2 separate regions of the Homo sapiens genome follow, and region 2 is linked to region 1. Evidence: chromatin loops called from intact Hi-C (ENCODE). Cell type or tissue: K562. All regions are shown on one strand. Each heading gives the region's core, and the rest is flanking DNA. Links, peaks and the distances in the headings are about the cores only. Region 1 overlaps LOC101929174 (a long non-coding RNA gene). Region 2 overlaps LOC101929174 (a long non-coding RNA gene).

The links. Peaks named below come from ENCODE experiments on the same cell type or tissue, not always from the same donor. Only the 100,000 strongest peaks of a DNase experiment are listed, where the experiment ranks them.
Region 2: a loop joins it to region 1, with 2.3 times the contacts of the local background. A loop is called at or near these places in 6 of 110 quality-filtered maps.

The regions. Positions count from the first base shown.
Region 1 is chr11:88,415,117-88,427,205 of GRCh38, forward strand. It overlaps LOC101929174 (a long non-coding RNA gene), which reads left to right. Exons shown (of 5, transcript NR_188511.1): 3 at 8,371-8,481; 4 at 9,265-9,498. Among named protein-coding and RNA genes, the nearest start is that of GRM5-AS1, 83 kb to the right of the region's middle. RefSeq lists a cis regulatory region at 6,422-6,797. In K562, for the core only: no CTCF peak of the experiment used is centred there; DNase peaks (open chromatin) are centred at 5,335, 5,585 and 6,675.
Region 2 is chr11:88,351,223-88,363,311 of GRCh38, forward strand. The region is part of intron 1 of LOC101929174 (a long non-coding RNA gene); the gene reads left to right. Among named protein-coding and RNA genes, the nearest start is that of CTSC, 20 kb to the left of the region's middle. RefSeq lists a cis regulatory region at 6,326-6,531. In K562, for the core only: no CTCF peak of the experiment used is centred there; DNase peaks (open chromatin) are centred at 6,399 and 8,509.

The DNA of each region.
Region 1 (12,089 bases), core at 1,804-9,803:
CATGAAATGTGAAATCCTATAAGCCAGTCTGTTTCTGGGGTTGGAAGGCAGGGCTATTGTGTAAAGAGCAAGGCTAGAAAAACCACTGTGAGGCTGAAGAGTAATTATATCCTGGGGAGGAGATGCTTCAGCCTCTCAAGTCAGATCCACGGACATTTGCTTCGTTGTTTGTTTTGATAAGTAGGGGCTACTGTTCACATCTGAGAGGAACGGCATGACTAATGTGATGCTCCTGATAAGTTCTCAACCTTGGTTATATATTGGAATCACTTTAAAATTACTAATGCCTTGGCATTTTACGAAGGTCTCTAGGTGATTTTAATATGCCACATGCTAGAAGGAGCACCCTCACTTTACTTGGGCAAGTTCAATCTTACAATATACCTGATAGTACTTCTTGATTTCTTTGACTTTAATGACCATCTGCAATGTGGTTACCTGCTGATACAATTGCCTCCTAAACTAGTGGTTTTCAAGTGTCAAGGTGCATAGGCATTTCCAGTATATCTTGTAAAAGACAGAAAAAAAAAACACAGATTTGATTCAGTAGATCTGGGGTAGGGCTTGAGAATCAACGTTCTAACAAAAATCCCCTCTTCTGTTCCTCAGAACACACTGTGAGTAGTAAGCTCTTGAATTACAACTCCTCACAGCCTTGTTCCCACTTCCATTTGGTGTAGCCCTCAAGAGTGCAGGCTTTGGGTTTAGAACACTCTGGCCTCTACCCTCTACTAGCTGAATGAGTCTGGGCCAGTTGATTAACTTTAATTACCTAGTTTCTTTGCCTATAAAATGAGGATAAATGAAGGTTTTGTGAGTATATAAAAGATTAACTTAAAGTGGACTAACAGTGCAGGGCCTTGCACATGGTTAGTCCCTAGCTTTCTCTAACCCCTGAGATGCTTTGTCTTGTCACAGCTCCTTTAATTATTTTTTGGTCTCCTACTTTATAACTTCTGTAGAATCTTATAGAAATTCTCAACTGACCTCTAGTTCTTGGAATCCTCCCAACTTCCCCAAACTGTTGCTTCTTTTCTGGCCTCTATTCCCTTTCCACTCAGCCTGTGTTCTCTGGTCAATCATGTAGACCATGGCTTCTATCCGTTCATTCATTAAACAAACATTTACTGAGCACGCCATATGTGCTAGGCATTGTGATGAGCTCTAGGAGTATATTCAATGCATTCAGTGGTGGGCTGGTAAATGTTTCATGATGGTGTAAAAATGTATGTTTATGCACACATACATAAATGTATACTTTTTAATATAAAACATTAATGTAAAGAATGTATAGTGTACAATTTACTCTTTATTTTAAATGTAATATAGCCATTTTGTTTCCACAGAAATTTTTTATTTTATTTTTTGCTAAACTATTGTATTTTTAGCCAAGCTATGGTTGTATCTGATGAATGAATATAGTTCATATAAGAATATTACTTGATTCTTTTGTATTAATAAGATTAAAGTAAAATTAGGTGGTAAGTTGTAACTTCCTTTGTTTGTCAATATCATGAGCTGCTTCTTTGCTGAATCATAGGTTTTAGATACCGGAAGAATAATATTTCTTTAAATTTTTGTGTAATGGCTATAGACATGACCTGCTTTAAGCTTAATCTGTGCTGTTAACATTTTTACTATCATTTTCTCAAGTCTAAACAATCAAATAAACAATACATCAAGATGTCAACTAGGCCGGGCGCGATGGCTCACGCCTGTAATCCCAGCACTTTGGGAGGCCGAGGTGGGCGGATCACAAGGTCAGGAGATCAAGACCATCCTGGCTAACATGGTGAAACTCCGTTTCTACTAAAAGTACAAAAAATTATCCGGGCGTGGTGGCGGGCGCCTGTAGTCCCAGCTACTCGGGAGGCTGAGGCAGGAGAATGGCGTGAACCAGGGACGCGGAGTTTGCAGTGAGCCCAGATCGCGCCACTGCACTCCAGCCTGGGAGACAGAGCCAGACTCCACCTGGAAAAAAAAAAAAGATGTCAACTAGTGTTGCTGATTTATTTGGTATCAATACATCCACTATTGTCAATTTCAAGCTACCAGCATAATGTATTGTAATGGCAAAAACTGCAATTACTTTTGCACCAACCGAATAATGGCACTGAACAGGAAGTTGAAAAGATGTGCGGTAGTCCCTCAATAGATAGTATTTCCACCATAAGGATTGAATCGGGGAAAATAACTTCAAGAGAATAAATCGTAGTAAACACTATGACAATAAACAGGAAATGAATTAGAGCATTTATTATGTTTTGAGAATATAATTTGTTTTTTAAAATAATAGCTATGTTTAACAAACAGATGGAAAAATTCCTGAAAATTTAATAATAAGCACTTCTTAGCAAGGACAAGCCAGCTGCAACACATCAGGTTTGTGCAGTAGACATAGTCACTGACATCATGAAGCTTATACTCTAGAAATGGAGGCAGAGAAATAAATGAGCATGAATCTTATAAGAAGGGCCCCTCAGCCAAATTTGATGCTATAATTGTGATAGGCAGAATGTTGGCTCCCCATGGACTTCACTCTCTGGTGTTTATATCCATGAATAGGTTATATTAAATGGCAAAAAGATTTTGTAGATGTAATGTTACAAAGCAATTGACCTTAAAATGGTGAGAGTATCTTTGATTATCCAGATGGGCCTAATGTAATCACATGAATCCTTAAAACAGAAGGCAGAAGCAGAAATCAGAGTCAAAGCACAAGGATTACCAAGGCACCATTGTTGGCTTGAAGAGAAAGAGGACCATGCAGCAAGGAAATAGGGACCACAGTCCCACAACCATGAGGCACTGAATTCTGCCAATACCCAGTGAGTGTGGAAGAAGACCATACGTCCCAGATGAGAGCTGCAGCCCTGGATACTACCTGGATTTTAGCCTAATGAGACCCTGAAAAGATAAACCAACCACACTGTGCCAGATTTCTAACCTATAGAAATAGTGAGATAAATTTGTGCTTTTTAAAAGTGCTACATTTTTACAGCACAGTAATTTGTTACACAGCAATAGAAAACTAATAACAACTAGTAAAAAAAAAAATTATCAAAATAACAGTAATCCAGGAATAGCAGGGAAAAGAATGTTTCAGCACTTTCAGGGATTTAGTGGTGTTGAATATGCCTGAGTGGCATGTACAAGAGAAAGAAAAATGAGAAATCAAGATGGAAAAAAAGTGTTCCTTCCTGAAGAACCTTTTAAGCTAGGAGAATATTCTGAATGTTTTCCCAAGAGCAAAGGGAACCAATACATCATTTGTCATGATCAATTTGTGTTTATGGAAGATAGATGAAAAGGGTGTTGAATGGCAGGAGGCAGATCATTTAGGAGGCTTTTTCAGATCAAACAAGCATGGTGAGGATGGAGAAAAGTGGATTGCGGTGCCTTACCCTGTATACTCACTATTGTCTACTGTTTGTTCTTTCTCTCGTTTGCTTTTTAGTTGTGCTCAACAATCACTGTTTTAGCACTCTGTGCCAGGCACCATGCCAGGCAGTGTGAATACCCCTTCAGGCTCCCAGACCTTGGTAGGGATCATGTTGCTGCCCTTTTTCCCCCAGAAGCTGTGTAAAGTAATGTAAATACATAGTTTATGAATTCAAAAAACTAGTTCTGCCACTTATAAAGTGAACAACCTAGGGCAGGTCACTTAACCTCTCTGAGTTTCACTTTCCTGATTTGCAAATAATTGCTATAGCTACTTCAGAAAGCTATTGTGGCTAGGCGTGGTGGCTTATGCCTGTAATCCCAGCAGTTTGGGATGCTAAGGCAGGAGAATTACTTAAACCCAGAAGCTCAAGACCAGCCTCGGCAACACAGTAATACCCTGTCTCTATTAAAAATAAAATAAAAGAAAATAGAAGGCTATTGTGAGCATCAACTACAGAGTACATAAAAACTTTAAAAGTCATAAATGCTTTCCAAATGGTGGGCTGTCTTCTCTTCATCTCTTTACCTTGCATGTGTTCCAGCTTATCTCATGTTCTTTCTTTCTCCCATGTCTCTTTCATTGTTGTTAATAAATTAGTTCAATGAATAATTATTTAGAGTCTATTATATACTATTCACTCAGCTGGATGTTTTTATGTATTTGTTTACACATTCTCTCACGCACATATCTACACACACACATACACGCACACACACTTCTTGTTCTTCAAAGAGCTTACTCTGAACACTTAAGGCTATAACAACACTCATATTTTTAAGTAAAATATAAAAGTAGTTACAAAATATATAAGATTTTGCATACCTACATTTGTGTTTATATAGGTGTGTTGTGTGAAAGAGAAGATAGAGAAAAGTGTGACTATATACATAGAAACAAACATTGGAAAATATACCTCAAAATGTTAGTACATTTCTCTCTGAATAATTTCCTTTGTCTTTTTTCATATTTTTCTGTATTTTTCAAATTGCCTGCTATAAATACACTTTATGAATAGAAAAATAACTGAAAACATTTTAATAAAAATATGAAATAGCAAATACTATAAAGGAATTACATGTAGGACATTATGGGTCTATGTAAAAAAATTTTTTTTTCAGAATTAAATGATGCCAGAGTAGAGATGAACAGAAATTTTGCAGGAAAGAACCTACAGAATGCCATTCTAGGAGGAGGACCCAGGAGAAGTAGAGGCTCAGCATGGAGTGGACAAGAAACACTATCATGTGTATATAGTTCCTGTCACCTGAAGCGCAGCTTGGGGTAGAGCAGGAGACAACTCCCGAGGAAATCGGGAATATCATGCTAGGCATCTTAAATTCTGTCCTACAGATGCTAAGACATTTAATCAGGGGATTCACTAACAGTCATACTTGCATTTTTGGTAGATTACAGTGGTAGTAGTGTGACATATGGGGAAAGAAGAGGTTAGAGGCAGGTGAGAAGCACGGAGACTCCTCAGGAAACCAGTTTCAGGTAAAAAAAAAAAAATAGATGATGAAGGCCTGAACTAAGACAATATATTGGGAATGGAGAAAAATATTTTACAGATGATTAGGAAATATTTAAGGCTTAATTCCTATGCTGCTTAGGTCATACTGTGTGGCTAAATTAGTAACACCAAAACTCACATAAAAGAATACTTGTATGCGTACATATCGTGCCTGCGTAATTTTCCCACTGGAAGAAGAGTCTCAAAGGGGATGGGAAGGCCAAGAACTGACAATGAAGATTTCACAATCTGTCTTTGGACTAACTTCTGCAAGCCCAGACGAGGCATTTGGGATGAGAAATTGCTGCCCTCTGTCTCAGAACCAGGCTGTGGAGAGACGAGAAAGAGCAATGAGTTGGGGACAGGATTCCAGAGAAAGACCTGCAGGACTTGATGGCAGATAAGAACAGATGAGCAAATGTGGAGTCATGTGATGGTCACAGAACAGGCTGTGCAGAAACACAATTTTGGAAGAAAGAGAGGGAGTGCTTTTGAGTCATTTTTAGTTTCTGCGGCAGCAGGATTTCCAACTGGTATAAAGATAGTCAGGAATGAACAGAAACAGTGAAGGGCCTGAGTGTGTCATGAGAACAGGATATCAGGACTGGTTTGCTGTCAGCCGGAAACAACTTGGCTGTCCCTGCTGAGGAGGGACCCAGGGCATAGGGGGGAGTGAATTTTGCAACTCTTTCCAGCCCATGTTTCACCATATTCAATATCTGCCTTATGTTTGGGCTAAGTGAGCAAATGTTTTTGTGGTATAATTTTGAGGCTTCCCTTAAACTTCTCTTCTTGGTCATATAAATAAGAAGAATCTAAAATTCTCCAAGTCAAGAGCAAATCTTCTCCTTCGTTACAGTGAGTGTAGGGATTCAAATTCAAACTGAGCCATATGTGATTGATCTCAGCCTTCCTGCTAGCAAGATTTGATAGACATGAAGGAGATGGGATGTCGGTACGGGTAAGAGAATCCTAATACAAGATGGAGAGGGAAAACAGAAAGGAAGTGTTCTGGAGACAGTAAGGCTTTGCAGTAAGTGCAAAGAGCCTGCGTCCAGAAGTCTGAGGCACCTCTGACACTTGCCTCCTGGGGTGATGCCCAGATAGGATCATAGCATCATTTATTTGAAGAGCTCTCTGAATTATGTTGCTTGGAGAAGTCAAATCTGGACTAGTCTAAGGGGCTAGACTACCTTAAAAATAAGATTCTTTCCATTTTCATAGTCAGACTCTATGGACAAGGAGGACTTAAAACAACAAATATTTGAAGCTTTTGCAGAAAATTAGAGGAACCCTACAAAAGTGAGTTTTCCATAATGAGATAACAGAGGATTTAAGCTGAACTAGCATAGAAGACCCTAGGTTAAAGTCACAAGAATGTACTATTTTTCAGTGAGGCCTGTTCTAAGTTTCAAAGGGCCATTCCTGCACTAGTTCATTACTAAAATATATTTGGCATTTGGGAGGGTGTGTTTTTACTCAAAGGACAGTTATTTATTAGGTGAAAAGCCCCAAAGCACAGGAAATATGAGATAGCAGTAGGTAGTAGGGATAGGGGGCCAGGGCTGCTCTTGACCCCAAAGTCTTCAGAATGAGTGCTAGGAAGTAGCCTGTCATGGGCCTCCAGGAACCTGAAAACTGGAGGAACCACTTTTCTGAGAAGTCTTACTCAGCAGACATACCACCCACAGTTTCCTCTTCGCAGCTTCTCCAACTAAGACAAGAACAGCTGTCTTAATTCTTCCTCTCTCCCCCCATCAGTGAGGCTCAGAAAAGCCAGTAATTTGGCTTTATTCTTCAGAGGGCAGCTCTCTCCCAGTGGTAAACACTCTAATACTCTCCAGGGGACTTTTTTTTTTTTCTTTTTGTTTATTGACTTTCTAAAAAATATTTCTTACCTTTAACAGATTTTTTTAGAGTAGAACAGTTGACGATGAGACAGAATGAGGTTTTCTTTATCATTTTAATGCTGGTTAAGCCTATTGGGATATGCAATAAACATTTATGTTATTGTTGTTGCTGTTGTTGTTAATAATTTGTTTGGGTTACACTTCTATCAGCTAGTTTTTTTGTTTGTAGTGGCTGAAATTGTCCTGGGTTAGGGGATGTGGGTGGAGTAGAAAAGTCAAAAAGGTGGGATAGGATTTCTGTATTAATTACTAGGTAAAATTGTGTGTGTGTGTGTGTGTGTGTGTGTGTGTCTGTGTGTAAGACCTTGACTTAGGAAAGGTAAGTATCTTTCTAATTGTAAAAAACAGAGCAGATAATTTGATGAACAATTTTAAAATTGACTTTTTCCTTTTTTTTTTTTTTTAACAGACTAGACCAAGCAGTAAAAACTGAATTTTAATTATCTACTGGAAATTCCTCCAGAATAAAGGGTCTGGTTCAGTTTCTATATTGACTCTATGGGTTCCAGTCTGTGAAATGCCAAGGGTTGGACTGACTAGAAGTCTCCAGATTACCTCTCTCTTCTTTCCACCCCTACTGCTTCTTGCCTACCATATGCCATAGTGCCGGCCGGCAAAATGTACCTGTTTAATTCTCTAGGTTAGAAAAAATTCCCTAGATTTTTCTCCTTGTCTTTCTATGTCCAAATGCTACCTACTTTTTAAAACAAAGACAACAGGCCAGGCATGGTGGCTCACGCCTGTAATCCTAACACTTTGGGAGGCCAAGTCGGATGGATAACTTGAAGCCATGAGTTTAAGACCAGCATGGCCAACATGGTGAAACCCGTCTCTACTAAAAATACAAAAATTAGCTGCGCGTGGTGGTGCACTCCTGTAATCCCAACTACTTGGGAGGCTGAGGCAGGAGAATCACTTGAACCCGGGAGGCGGAAGTTGCAGTGAGCCGATATCGCACCACTGGACTGCAGCCTGGACAACAGAGTGAGGCTGTCTCAAACAATAAATAAATAAATAAATAAATAAAATAAATTAAAACAAAACAAAACACAGACAACATACCTCCTTCATCATGAAGCCTCCTTTAATTCTTACAAACAAACAAAACCTTCCTAAACTTTCAAAGGGCGTTTAAGAATACATACTAGTGTTTCATTAATCTTTAAGGAGAATTTAGTGCATGCTAGGTTCTGGGTTAAGCATTTTACATTTATTAACATATGTAGGTAGATACAACTTTTACTTCAATTTTGCATTTGAGCAGAAAGGTGCAAAGATGATAAAGTGACTTGCTCAAGGACATGGGTAAATGGCTGAGCCACTTATTTGCTGTATTAATAGAGATGATGTCCTTCATCCTTTACTGATGTTTTTACCATGTCTTATCCATACCTCGTTAAGTCTTTACATTTTACCCATTTATCAGCTAATTTATCTCAAGAACATTCTAGTGATGTGGCTATTACCATTTTCTTCATTTTATCAATTTTTTCCTCTGTTTTCAGGCTATAACAAAATATAATAAACTGGGTACCTTAGAAGCAACGGAAATTGATTTCTCATCGTTCTAGAAGCTAGGAAGTTCACGATCAAGGTAGCAGCAGAGTTGGTGCCTGGTAAGGACCCATTTCCTGGTTCATAGATGATGCCTTTTAGTGGTGACCTCAGATGATGGAAGAAGTGAAAGAGCTCAATTGGGCCTCTTTTATAAGGGAAAAAATCCCATTCCCTAGGGCTCTACCCTTATGACTTAATCACCTCCAAAATGTCCCACCTCCCAACACCATTACATTGGCGACTAAGTTTCAACCTGTGAATTTGGAGAGGACACAAATATTCAGACCATAGCAATCAATGAGTACAGCTTTACCCGTTCATGGGAAATATGTTGCAGAGCAAAAATTGGGCCAGGTAATTTGACTAAGGATTGCATCCTTCCCATGCTTCTGAGCAGCCTTGCCTAGCCTCAGTCAGGGTCAGCATGACCATGCTTTTGTAGGCCAGACCTTCTCCTTTACCACAGCCACCTGAAGGTCTAAATTGTGGAGATGGGCAGGGCATGGCCCACACTGGCCCAGGCTTAATTGAAAAGCCTGAAAGAGAGTGTGGGCAGTTCCTTCTGAAGTTATACTACTTCCAACAGAATTGGGGGTATCACTTTATTACTGGCCCATCATAGTTGGTCATAGAATATTAGGAACCAGGTCAATATAGAGATTATCCAATGGCTTTCACTGGCCCACGTCTTGGTATTGGTTCACAGAATGGTTCCTCCTCTTCTCTGAGAATGGAAAAAAGGTTCAGTCCCATTTGGCCAATATACACTGTCTTAGCTTGGGGTGTTATAATAAGATGCTACCAACTATATTGTTTAAACAATAAAAATTTATTTTTCACAGCTCTGGAGGCTGGAAATCCAACAACAGAGTGCCAGCATGATCAGGTTCTGGAGAGGACCCTCTTCCTGTTTGCAGACTGCTGACTTCTTATTGTATATTCCAATGGTAGAAAGAGAGCAAGAGAACTCTCTGGAGTCTTTTTTTTATAAGGGTGCTAACCCCATTTAAGGAGGTTTCCCCTCATAATCTAATTATCTCTCAAAAGCCATACCTTTCAACACCATTGCATTGAAGGTTAGGATTTCAACATGTGAATTTGTAGTGGGGTGACGGGGAGAGGGACACACAAATATTTAGTCCATAATGCATACTAACAAAAACTGGGGTAAAAGGTCACTGAAGTGAATCCTTGCAGTATTAAAGGACACGTTATACTTCATTTATCCTTTTGGTCCATAAATATTGAGCACACACTATGAGCTAAATTCTAGGTGCATGTTAGAGCATTGGTGGTACCACAATAAAATAGCCTTTTTCCCTATCCTCAGGGATTTTACAATTTTGTGAAAGAGTTATGCAGATAGGCAGTTAACCTGCAGGTGGTGATTGCTCACAAAGAGAAAAGCAGGGGGCTGTAAAATTAGAGAAGCTAAGCTCACTTACCCTGTATGGAGTTGGATACAGAATGTTTGCTAGAGGAAGTGGTGCCAAGTAGATTTAGATAAAGAAGAAGGTGGTGATGAGAGGACGGAAGTGATCGAAGGAATGAAAGGTAGTAGAAAGGAAATAGCACGCGAGAAGCTGTAGGAGAAAGGAGAAAGCGCACTTCCTGGCAAAAGGGATAGCACACACATAGGTTAGAGGTAAAAGGGCACAGCAAGGCTGCAGAGGCCTTGGGAGCTCAGCATGATTCGAATGCAGTTGTACAGGAGGACTGGCACACACTCTGCTTCTTGGAGGTTACAGCAACTGCTACTCTCTGAGGGTTGTGTTACTTATCTATCTACTCATCTAACAACATGTCATAACACACTGAGGGAATTCCTCCAGACCTTTGAACAAAAATGTTCTAACTTGATTCAAAATAATTTATACTCAACATTCTTAGTATCTTGCTTCAAAAATAAATGGACGAAGAATAGTATTCTGGCTACAGTTCCGTGTAACAAATTGCCCAACTGTAGTGGCTTAAAATGACAATTATTTTATTATGTTCACATAAGTGTAGGTCAGGGGCTCATAAAGGGCTAAGGGAGGAAGCTTTGCACACATCTATGGTGTGAGGCTACCTCCTAGACAAGACAAGTAATGGACCACTTGGCTTGTTTAGTGACTGTGTGGTAAACAGGGGCATGTGAGAGTTTGCTTAAAGGCAGACTTCCTCCTCTGGTCAGTTTGGTCCAGCCCATTCAATTGTGCCTTGCCTGGCCTTCCAGTTTCTGAATTCCTACTTAACATCTGAGATGGCTTGACCCTCATTCTGCACGAGAGTTTATAAATGAACTTTTGTGACTGCACCAGACTTCTAATGTCACAATGGCTCCGCCTGCATACCCTTCTACTCTATGTGGTTTCATTCTTCTTCCCTTCCTGCTCAGAATTAAGTCTGAATTGAAGCTCCAATAGTCTCATAGATATTCTCATAGATATAGATATTCTCATAGGTATTCTTATATATCTTGGTTCATTCCTGAGGGTTCTTGAACCTCTCAGTTATTTTTTCTTCTTTCACCCCTGCATAATTTGAGAAAGCTTATCAAAGCTGGGAATAGGAACCATGTCTCACTGGTTTCTTTTAAAATTTCTATTTAAAAATATTTACTTATTTTTTTGAACAGGTAATATATTCACATAGATAAAAATCCTAAGATGAAAATATAAATAAATAGGTTCCCTTCCTCCATACCATGTGCATCATAAATCCCCCCAATTTGTCTAGTACAGGTTCTCAAAACATTTACTGAATTTTTATAGTCAAGTTCCTCAATACGTACACCTAGTACATTGGTTGGATTTACTATAAAGCTGATGAATCTTAAGCCTCAGGGCTCATCACCTTCTGGGGCTCCTTCCAGGTCCTCTTCCAGAATCATCATCAACTTGCTTCTATGCCTTTGTAAAATATACAATTGTAATACATTTAAACCACATCATTTCCGTCTGTTGCCCCTTTCCACTGCAACCCCTTGGCATACTCTGCCTCCTATAAAGGGGCATTAGAGTAGCCTGTGGCAACTTTAGGATATAGAAAAGGGGAAATTGAAATGGGAGTACATTTTATTTGGGTTTAGTGAGAGTTTATGTGCTTTGCAGTCTTTTTGTAAATAGCTAAGTAATTGTTAAGTATGGCAATGTCAGTTCTATTCCTAACTGCTCGCCATGAAGTTTACTTAGTATCATAATGTGAACCTGCAGGGCCAGAGTTATTCTGCTATATATAAAAGTGCCCTATAGCATCTACAATTGGGAGTACGTAATGGAAAAGAAGATAGTAGCTATTAATACGAATATTGTTATTTTTCTGAATTTTGTGATGTTTGTGGTATCCATCAGCACTTTTATATTTGTAAATTTTTCCCATTTCTTTTCTTCATTTTCTAAACACTTTTCATACAATTTATTTGTTACTTTGCATTCCTTTTTTCTTAGTGCGGTGTCCAAAATTGTAAGAATCCTTTATCCCACAAAAAATTGATCCTGTCTTTTACAGAATTGCCCAGCAGATGTCTTTTTCATTTCCTTTGCTTGTGGTTTGCCCATCTGTCAGCTGTGAATGACCCAAACAACGTGACACGCTATTTCTAACTCAACAGTCCTGGAACTTTCTTGACCTTTGACAAAGCCATCAGATCACCATCACCATCATTATTGTTTATAGAAACATG
Region 2 (12,089 bases), core at 1,441-9,440, 64 kb before region 1:
GTCTCTAAATAAATAAATAAATAACAAAAAATAAATAAACAAATATTATTTTCCCTCTAAATTTCAATAACAAATTCTGGAGTATTTTGCTGTTTTGTTTCAGTAATTAGCTTTAAAGCAAGTTCTGTCACTATTCTTTTTTATATATTTCTCAGCTTTTCTCTGGCATTTTTTCCCCTCCCTGTAAATTTTAGAATCACAGTTTTTGTTTCAAGATTTTTTATTACTTACAAAATTGTATATTTTTGTTTAATGAAGCATTTGATGGATCTAAATTTGGATATAATTTTTTTAAAAAAACATCTCATCTACCCTGATATTTTGTTTATTTTTAATTTATTAATTTCATCTTTTATTAGTTCTAATTTTTTCTTCCTACTTTGTCTCAGTTTGTTTTTTCTATTCTAATTTATTAACATAGTACTTAGTACCTCATTTTCAATCTTTTCCTTAAATAATAAAGACATATTAGGCTCTAAGTTTTCTTCTAAGACAAACTTGCATCCCGCAAGTTATAAAGTGCTTCTTTTCCTTTGTATTAAAAAGTTTATAATTTAGGTTTGATTTCTAGCTTGTTCTATAGGTTATTAAGGAGTCAGTTTCTTATTATAACAAGTTCAATTTTTATTATAATTTATTTTCTTATTTTAGTAGTTAGTTTGGAGAATGTGGCCTATAAAATGCCAATATTTAAGATTTTATTAATGCTTTCTTTGTGGCGAATTTTATGAAATGAACATATAAAAAATTATATTTTACTGCTCAACAGGCCTGTGATATACACTCACTGTGATTGTATTAAATCTCTTTATGAACTTGCTTTTTTTTCTTTTGTCTATTACAACTTTCAATTCTGAAAGAGTAATTGAAATCTTTCAATGTAAATTCACTCTAATTTTTCAGTTATTTTAATTATTTGTTCTTAATAGATTTAGTTGCTATGCTATTTGGTACACATCCATGTATGTACATTATATCTTGTTTGTAACTTATGCTTTTTGCCTATTCATAAGTGTTGCACTATAGCCCTCTCCTCTGGAAATTCTGCCTAAGCCTTCAGCCACAAATGTTCTCTCAAACACTTGTCAGCTTGCCAGTGCTGGGTTTTATCTCATTCTAGCATCTAGTTAAGATTGAATTTACAAGGAGAGAATTCTAGGAATGCAAATTCATACTGTTATTAGGTGCCTTATGTTTTTAATTTGTAATTTTTTTTCCTTTTTTGACTTCTATAATGTTAATAGGCCTTCTCACTGATGTAGGGTACAAATTACTGACAACAGTATTATTAATAAACTAGAAGGAACAAAGAAATTAAGTTAAAGGTAAGTGCTTGGAGAGAGGCTGCAGGTATGGGTATAATTCATTTTTTTGTTTGTTTGTTTTTTTGAGATGGAGTCTCGCTCTATCACCCAGGCTGGAGTGCGGTGGCACGATCTCGGCTCACTGCAACTTCCACCTCCCAGATTCAAGTGATTCTTCTGCCTCAGCCTCCTGAGTAGCTGGGATTACAGGCACACGCCACAATGCCCAGCTAATTTTTGTATTTTTAGTAGAGATGTTTCACCACGTTGGTCAGGCTGGTCTTGAACTCCTGACCTTGTGATCCCCCTGCCTCAGCCTCCCAAAGTGCTGTGATTACAGGTGTGAGCCACCATGCCCAACCTCATTTTTATAATAACAGTTACTGTTTATTAAGTGTCTATTATCTATAGACAATTTGTACATATTCACACTGTCTAATCCTTACAGGTGCACTATAAGGCAGGCATTATTTACTTCATTTTGGAAATGAAAAAGTGTTACAAACAAAGACATTAAGCATCTCAATAAACATGCAGTTAATAAGTAGCTAAACTAGAAAGCTTGGTTGATTTTCAGTTTATGAAAAGTTAGATACTTATTTCTTCCCAGTGTACCACACTGCCTTACTTGTATACAGACTAAAAAGATATTCTGGTTATACTGAATAAATGGTCATCCATATATAATATAATAAATATAATACTTTTTAAATCTTAAAAACTGTATTTATTCAATAAATATCTATTCAACATGGAGTACCTACTGGTAAGTGTTGCAGCTACTAAGCAAGAGGAAATGACAGGAGAGTAGATATTTTTGGAAAAAAGTTCATTCAAATGGGGATATGTCTTTGAAGCACCTGTGGGATATAATAATGGAGTTGTCTAGTAAAAGGCTGGGAATATTGATGTAGGACTCGGGAATGGTCATTCAATCTTGCAATAAATATTTATTGAGCATCTACTCTCTTCAAGGAATAGGCAGACAATGAGAATACTTACAAGGTGTTCAGGTTACCTCAGGCGCTGGCTAACACAGTTTTTATTAGTCATCACTAAATAAAGGAGAGCTGACGTTACAAGCATAGAGATCACCCAAAGAAAGGCTATGTCATGCAGGGGAAAAAGGGGAAAGAAAGGGCTGAAGATAGTTTAAAATAAAATTTAACAAAAATGTTTAAGAAAAGGGGTTCATAAAAGAGAAATTAAGATATGCAGAAAAAGGACCAAGTAAGAAAGAATGATATGATGAAAGCAAGGAAGTTTTGAGTCTAATATTTGATGAATGAATTTTTACTTCAGCCATCCCTAAGTCATAGCGAACTTTGGCTTCTATCTTCAGGACCATATGTCAAATTGGTGTCCCATTTGTTGGGCTCCTGGCAAATATTCCCAGCTTATTGGGACACTGATCAGAAATCTAGAGTCAACAGCCCCCAACTTTCTAGAGAACTTAGGGCCCCCTGAAACTGCAGTGTGGCCACTCCTGATGCACATTACTATGAGCATGTGGTTCTGTGCTACAGACTGAGCAGCATGTTAAACCTGATAGTTTTCATTATACCGTTATACCACAATGTGTCATATACTGAGATGCTTTTTAAACATTTTAAATGTCAGCTTATCATTTTTCTCTCATAAAAGGGTACAGAAACATTACCACAAGTTGAACTTTCTAGTTGCTTAGAACCTGGAATGAGGAGGAATAAATAAAGATTAGTGTCCCGTGCTGGACTGTCTTTCTTGGTTTTTCTTTAGAAAATTGAAAAGCTGTAGGCAAAAAATCTGTTGCATAATTGCAAGAGTTAATTAAGAAAAACCCATCTGCGTGTGATTCACATGACATGTCTGAAAGTCAAAATGAAACTATCATCTAATTTGCTGAACTAAGTTTAACATGGTTCCCTAGAAGGCTGAAAAAACAAACTGTTCCCTCTGTGATTATAATTTCTGATTTTGTTAAATTGAATCCATTAATAGAAAAACTATTGATTCAGGGGTATTATTAGGTATCTCTATAGACATAGAGACAATAAATATTTAGAGAATCTCTATGATTCTCCCTAGAACTCAATTTGCACAAAACTGTCATTTTAAATCACAGAAATACTCAAAATATCTGAAACATATATTGGAAAAAGTATCTGCTAGGAGCCAAGAAACCTGGCTTATAATTATATCTCTCTCACCAACTCATTTGGATGTTGAGAAGATCAAACTATTTCTGTGATTCATTACAGGTCAAATTAGGGATAATTGCCATGCCTATCTCACTAGATTTTTATGAACATTGAAAAAAATTCACTTTTTCAATAAAGATTCATTCATTCATACAAGTGCATATTTACTTACTCCATGCTAAGCTGTGTTAGCAGCAAGGAGTCAGCAATGAACATGGCAAATGAGACCCTTGCTGTCATGGAGCTTAAATTTAAGCCAGAAATAAAACTTCAGGTACATGTGGGTTGAGTATCACAAAGGTAAGTGTCAGTATCATAATGATAATGTATGGTAGTTTACGAAGTCAGAGAACTCTCTGAGAAAGTGATAGGCTGAGCTCTGCTGGGTAAGCGTTGTGTATGCCAACAGCATTTAAAGTCAAGGAAAGAACATGTTGAAAAGGTCTATAGAAATTTGAGGAAGTGTGAATAATCCAGAATAGCTAAAACCATGAGTGGTGGAGAAGAGGTGAAAGATTATAGTTATGAAAACACATTGTGACATGGCTAGTGAGAATACAACATGGTTTGAACATTTTGGAAAGCATTTTGGTAAAATGAAATAAGAATCTCAAATAATCTTTTTAGCATTTTATTAGATAATTTCACATCTGCACAGCTATCCTATTAAAAATAATATAATACACAGACAAAATTAAGAACAATGATGTTTATTAATGTATATTTGTAGTAGAGAAAAACAGAAAATTATATAGGTGTGGGCAAAAAATTACAGTTTGTGTAAATGAGGAAATATTTATAGCTAATAAAAATCTGTACATGGAGTTCATAATAATAGAAAATATTTATTTAATAATATTAAAAGAAAGAAGGAGAGGACAAGGCAGACATGGGCCCAGGTAAATAATAATCACTCCATGAATCTCTGTCACAATTGAGGAACTCTCAGATGAGGATATCCTAATTTTATACAGGGATTTCTGGCAAACCTCTCCACCTCTCCTCTGGAAAAGACAATATCTTGATTATGCCGGATTGTCTCCAGGAAGGAGATGGAAACATCTCATCTTTGATATCCTGGTCAGCAAATAAATCTGTCCTCTGACCTGTAAGGAGAGACCATTTCTAGCTTCCAAGAAGCTCTTTGCTATGGGAACAACCTTGAAAAAACAGCCTAACACAAGATCTATAGAAATGCCATGGAGAAATGCCTCTCCAAAGTCCTATTTTTTTTAACTTTTAAATTTTTTTTTTACTGTAAATATTTTTTAATGTTTTAGAAAGGGTTACTATTATGAGCACATGACATTCATTATGGTGGGAAAAACAGAAAGTTGGCTACGTAGTGACTTGAGTTTCTTCCTGCCTCATAAATGTCAGCTAACCTAGGAAAGTTTCTGACACTAGTTAGATGTAGCAACTTCTCTGAGCCGTTTCCATTAAATGACAGCTCAAGACATACTCTGTCTAAACTTGAATCTACTTTAAATTATATGATTTAGTTATTCCATGTAGCAGGGGCAAAAACCCAAACCTACAATTGAATGAATAATTGAAATTACTTAATTTAAAGGAAATTTCCCAGTCATAATATTAACAGTATATAGTTTAATTACTTGAGTCAAGTGATCCAATACATTATGCGCAGAAAGACCTTTATAAATATATTTTAAAATAAAGTTCAAGTAGTTTGACTCTATGCACATGTTAATTCCACAGAATATTTCTGGAACAAAAACAGAACTTGCAGTTTTGAAGATAAATGTTAAAAAAGTGTGATAAAAATTACTGGATAGTTAAACATAAGAGGCAAGGAAACTATAAAGTTCAAGAATATGTAGCTTATTTTCTCCATTCAAATCCAGTATGATGTCCTCAATTTGTAAGATGTTATGCAAAGAATATTGTCTCAAAATTACATTAGAGAAATAACTTTAGCGTTAGAAGACCTAACTTTGGCAGCTGCTTACTAAATGTATTATCTTGCGTAAATTCTCTGAGGTTTAGATATTCTCATAATAAAACAAAGATAATTCTTGGCTGGGAGCGGTGGCTCACGCCTGTAATCCCAGCACTTTGGGAGGCCGAGATGGGCAGATCACGAGGTCAGGAGATCCAGACCATCCTGGCTAACACGGTGAAACCCCGTCTCTACTAAAAATACAAAAAATTTAGCCGGGCGTGGTGGCGGGCCCTTGTAGTCCCAGCTATTCGGGAGGCTGAGGCAAGAGAATGGCTTGAACCTGAGAGGCGGAGCTTGCAATGAGCCGAGATGGCGCCACTGCACTCCAGCCTGGGGGACAGAGTGAGACTCCGTCTCAAAAAAAAAACAAAAAAAAAACAAAAAAAAAAACCCAAAGATAATTCTCACCTTAAAGAGCTGTTGTCAGGATCACATGTGATGATATATGTGAAACTATTTTGTAAACTGTAAGATTTATAATAGAAATGTAAAGGTTTATTACTACTAAACTGAGTGGTAGTGACTTTAATACGCAGAATATGATAAAGGCTGTGAGTTTTAAATACAGTGTGAGGAGAGCATGAAGAAGGGAACCATTAATTCTTCTAAAGGCAAGGAAGAGATTTGAATCTGAGGAGGAGAGGTTATAGCTAGTCTGTGATGGTGCAGATGTTTTGCTTTTAGAGTAAGAGCAAGAGTGAGAACTAGAGCTAGTGAGCAAGAGAGAGAAGGAGAAGATGAAAGAGAGACAGAGAGAGACAGAAAAAGAGAAACTGACTTAGGTAGGGTGACTTAGCAGAGGGAAAAATTTGGCAAAGAGATGAAAGTTTCTATTTTGTTTGCATAAAGTTTCAATGTGACAAAACAGTGAAATTTAGCTTAGGGGTAGCAATTTTTCTACTAGTTTATCACTGATGTCTGAAATTTCACTTTTATGATGAATTCCTTTGGGTCATTGAGAAAGCCCTCCCTGTTATACCAAGAATGCTTAGTCATTCCTTCTTCTGTACAACAGCTACACAGCGTACCTGCTTTCATCACCATATTGACTGCATGCTTCATTTAATTTATTTATTTGTCTGCCTTCCTTAGCATCTTTATAGGTGGTGGGCATGGCAGGAAGGTCCTGTAATTGACACTATTCAGGTTTAGAATAGGCTTCAATAAATATTTATTGAATGTAATTGCCTGTGGTTAAAATACAAACACTTCTGAGAACTGTAACAAAATACGCGTCATCAAAGTTAGCTAAGATTATTTTTCCCACAAAAATCCCTTAGGGATACTAGAAAAAGTGGTAAAAGATTTGAATTTATACAAAGCCCAGAGAGAACATCACAGTAGGAGGGCCCTGGGCCCTGAAGTGTGGGAGGTTTCCAGAGATTAAGAAAAAAGGAAAGGAGAAACATAGAAAAATAAAAAACCTTCATCCTCTTCATATTTTTTCTAAGAATCTGCTCTCCCAACCTTCAAGAAATTCATAGTTCTTTTGAGAAGAAAAGAGTAGCAAGCAGAAAACAATAAACAAGGAAGAACTTTATATCCGGGTTTTCCAAATTCAGACCATGTGAAGTTGATTTATGGAGTGGAGGAAGCAAAATGCATCAAAGACACATATTAATCAGTAGTATGTCTTCTATTCATGCATGACTTTCTCATATGTGCATATTAATAGACCCTGTTGCGATTAATAAAATACAAGTTATATAAGATAATTCAGAGCTATTTAATCAAAATATATGTTATTTAGCAACTAACTATAAAGGTAGTACTACCAAGTTGGGGAAAATGGAAGTTGTCATTGATAAACAATTTTTGTTTGAATAATTTAAAATGAAAATGTGGGAAGGACTACTGCACACCAGCTTTGAAAGACTGCTTTTGGCATTTCCTACCTCTGAGTCGTGAAAACTGATGTCAGGCCACACTCTACCATTAACTAGCTGGTCATTTGGGGAAAACCACTTTTTCTCACCAAGTCTTTGACTTAATTTTTCTGTGCTAGTAAAATGTGGATTAGAATAATCAAGAAAGAATATTTTATAATTGTGAAAAGTATTTGAATGAGATTCAGGCATGATAATTCCCCCGTATAAAGATTCACCAAAATTCCAGCGATGTGAAATTTGGTTATTTGAATTTCAGAAGAAAGGAGAGAAAACTGCTTTTATCAAACACCTGCTATTTCAGATATTTTGAATTACCTTAAAAATATAATCCTCATAGGCTGGGCGCAGCGGGTCATGCCTGTAATCCCAGCACTTTGGGAGGCTGAGGTGGGTGGATCACCTGAGGTCAGGAGATGGAGACCATCCTGGCTAACACGGTGAAACCCCATCTGTACTAAAAATGCAAATATATATATATATAATATACAAATATATATATATAATATACAAATATATATATAATATACAAATATATATAATATACAAATTTATATATAATATACAAATATATATATAAATATACAAATATATATAATATACAAATATATATAATATACAAATATATATATAAAAATACAAATATATATATATATTTCCCATAAACCCTGAGATAGTATAATAATCTGCAAGTTACTTATCTTGTAGAGAGTCCACAGCTTGTAAATAGCAGTGTCACTATTCAAACCTTGGTCAGTGTCCAGTTCCCATGCTCTGTCAGTATGCCATATACCGAATGCACCCAATTTTTAATTTTATAAACATAAAAGGAAAGATTCTTATCCACCCAGACATGAAAAATCTAGCATTATCCTGAGCCTCTGCTTTCTCTTTGCAAATTACCCCTGTAGCAACTCAAGAAGCATTTATAGTAAGCAAATATCTGTTACTTTAGGAAAGCTTCGGAGTCAAGAAGCTAAGCCACCTTGCACAGCTCACAAAGCTGCAAGGCATGATCTTTCACTTGTTGATGAGTAGAGTAATTTTTAACATCCTTGTTTTGAAATAAGAGTAACTACTGCCTAGATGGATCCCATAGCACATAGAAGTGTAATGTGGGATGTGAGAGGAGGTGAGTGGCTACAGAAGGTGAGGAGTGGAAGGTGCACGCAAGCTTCAAGGGATTAGTAAACTAACACTGAAAAGAGGAAGTGGTTTCTGTAGCTACTGATAAAACCCTCATATGCCCTGTTGGAATACATATGCCACCTAAACTCAATGTTAATTTTCATTTCTTTTTCTCCTTTGCTTCATCTTTTCTTGTACAAATGAAGGGTGTGAAAGGGAGGAACAGAATGTTTTCACAGGGGGAAGTATTTTAAAACTTTTGAGTCATGCTTTCTTTTTCCTAAAAGTAGAGAATTTGACTATGTTTATTCTTTTAGTTTTGATATCCTGATATCACAGTTTTACATTTAAAAATGTATTTTAAATGGGTAGCCATAAAACATTTAAAAACATTTGACATTTTTAGAAATAGACAGAAATGGGCTTATTCAAACATGGAAAGCACAAAGCATCTATTGCTTTTTTTTTTTTCTAACAAGTGAACATAGCTAAATAGAGTAATACTGCTATCAGAAGTATATACTCATTGAATGCAAATTCAGTATCTCTCGAATGGGGTGAGGAGATCAAAGGAGGTTTTACTGAAAAAAAACTTAACCAAATAAGAAAAAAACAATGTAGGAATGGTTTTCAGTTATTAACTTTGCTAAATAATTAGTAACAAAAAATTACCCAGTAAAAGAATAATTTAATGTTTTACCATTATGTTTGTTAAACAATAACCCAAAAGCATGTTCACCAGTCCTGTATCTTCTTTCTCACCCCATTCTGACAAGTTTCTCAAAATGCATCAGTCTGTATATTCATCCCTATTTACCTTCACCCCTATTCATCCACCTGCCCCTATCCTTCAACCTCTACTGAAGACCAGGAGGAGAATTGTTTTTCTCCTCACCATTAAGCGGTACTGAGCACATCTGTTTTATCCTGCTGTAACCTCATTAACTAGCAATTACCTGTTGAGTGGATCAACTAATTTTGTTTTATAAGGTGAAGTGTCTCAAGCACAGGCAGAACCCGCCCTCCCCAGTGGAAAATTGAGAGCCCTAATGTTCAGCTCTGGTTTTTGGCTAAGATACCTGTTTTCATGAACAGAAGGCCTTCTCTGCATTTGAGCAAGGAAGAAGGGCAAAGCCAGCTCGAGCAATAATTGTCAACTTTGAATTCTCACTCTTTCTGCTCCTAGTCAGGGTTTTTCTACTCTCCCTAGCGGTAAATGATTTGCTTCTCCCAGGGAAAAAAAAAAAATTAAATTTAACGTGGGTCTTTAGTGATTGCATTTCAGACTTCCTTTTGAACAAGTACGTATTCTTTACTAATAAAGAAAAAACCCGGCCGGGCGCGGTGGCTCACGCCTGTAATCCTAGCACTTTGGGAGGCGGAGGCGGACGGATCACGAGGTCAGGAGATCGAGACCATCCTGGCTAACACGGTGAAACCCCGTCTCTACTAAAAATACAAAAAATTAGCCAGGCGTGGTGGCGGGCGCCTGTAGTCCCAGCCACTCGGGAGGCTGAGGCAGGAGAATGGTGTGAACCCGGGAGGCGGAGCTTGCAGTGAGCCGAGATCGCGGCACTGCACTCCAGCCTGGGGGACAGAGGGAGACTCCCTCTCGAAAAAAAAAGAAAAGAAAAAAACCCAATAGAAAAATGAACCAGAGATACAAATTAGTCGTTTAAATGAAATAAAATAATTCTGATCAATACTTCAAGATGCATATTAAAATATATATTAATTTTACCTATAAGATTGATAAAAATGTAATAGATTAACCATATCCAGTTTAAATGAAGACGTGTGAAAACAGGCACTTTGCTGTACTATTGATGGGTACAATAATAGAAATAGCATTTCCTGAAGAGGAATTTGTCAATGTTGATCAAAATTTTAAGTTCATGTGATGCTTTGACTCTACAATTCCATGGATAAAAGGTTAATTACAGTTCGGGCGCAGTGGCTCACGCCTGTAATCCCAGCACTTTGGGAGGCCGAGGCGGGTGTATCACCTGAGATCAGGAGTTCAAGACCAGCCTGGCCAACATGGTGAAACCCCGTCTCTACTAAAAATACAAAAATTAGTCAGGCATGGTGACGCATGACTGTAATCCCAGCTACTCGGGAGGCTGAGGCAGGAGAATAGCTTGAACCTAGGAGGCGGAGGTTGCAGTGAGCCGAGATCCTGCCATTATACTGCAGCCTGGACCACAAGAGCGGAACTCTATTAAAAAAAAAATAGTAAAGTAATTATAGCATTCTTATAATCATAAATAGTGAGTAATATGCAAGTGGTTAAGAAAATTAAGGAAAACACATACTATTGGCCGGACACGGTGGCTCACGCCTGTAATCCCAGCACTTTGGGAGGCTGAGGCGGGTGGATCACCTGAGGTTGGGAGTTCAAGACCAGTCTGGCCAGCATGGCAAAAACCCATCTCTACTAAGAATACAAAAATTAGCCAGGTGTGGTGGCGCAGACCTGTAATCCCAGCTACTCAGGAGGCTGAGGCAGGAGAATAGCTTGAACCCAGGAGGCGGAGGTTGCAGTGAGCCGAGATCCTGCCATTATACTCCAGTCTGGGCCAGAAGAGCGGAACTCTATTAAAAAAAAAAAAGGAAAGTAATTATAGCATTCTTATAATCATAAATAGTGAGTAATATGCAAGTGGTTAAGAAAATTAAGGAAAACACATACTATTGGCCAGACATGGTGGCTCACGCCTGTAATCCCAGCACTTTAGGAGGCTGAGGCAGGTGGATCGCCTGAGGTTGGGAGTTCAAGACCAGTCTGGCCAGCATGGCAAAAACCCATCTCTACTAAGAATACAAAAATTAGCCAGGCGTGGTGGCGCACACCTGTAATCCCAGCTACTTGGGAAGCTGAGGCAGGAGAATCGCTTGAACCCAGGAGGCAGAGGTTGCAGTGAGCCAAGATCGCGCCATTGCACTACAGCCTGGGCAACAGAGCAAGACTCCATCTCAAAAAACAAAAACAAAAGCAAAAACAAAAACAAAAACACATACTATGGAATATTTATGGAGTTGTCAAGAAAAGAATAAGAGCTTTAAATACAAACATAGAAGGATGGCCAAAATACATGATGTGCAACAAAAGTTACCTGGTAAGAGAATGTGTGTAATTTTATGTTTGTATATGTATTTTTAAAAAGTCTTAGATAACCAGAAAACTCTTAACAATGGTTGCTTTGAGGTGGGGTAGGAGGGAAGGTACCATGTTTGTAACTCTGTGTTCCAAATGTAACTTTCTCTGATATTCTAGGAGGCTACAATTTTTATTGCCTGCTTTTCATATTGTAAATTCAGCACAGAAAAATTTTAAAGCAAAATTTAAACTCTGTTTAAGAGAACTGTTTTGTTTTTCTATGTTCCTTTTCCCCCACTTCATATATTATTTGACTAATACATCTGTGCCATGCATCCTACTGGACAACTGCAATGCTGCAATGCATAGGCAAGCACACTCTTATACACACACACGTCCCTGGTCTCACAGAGCAAACACCCTCCCCAACCCCAGCCACACTCCCACACTAATGCCTCTGCTCTTACAGAGTTAACAGACTTTATCTGTGTACATATATTTGTTTACATTGCTGTTACATAGAACTTA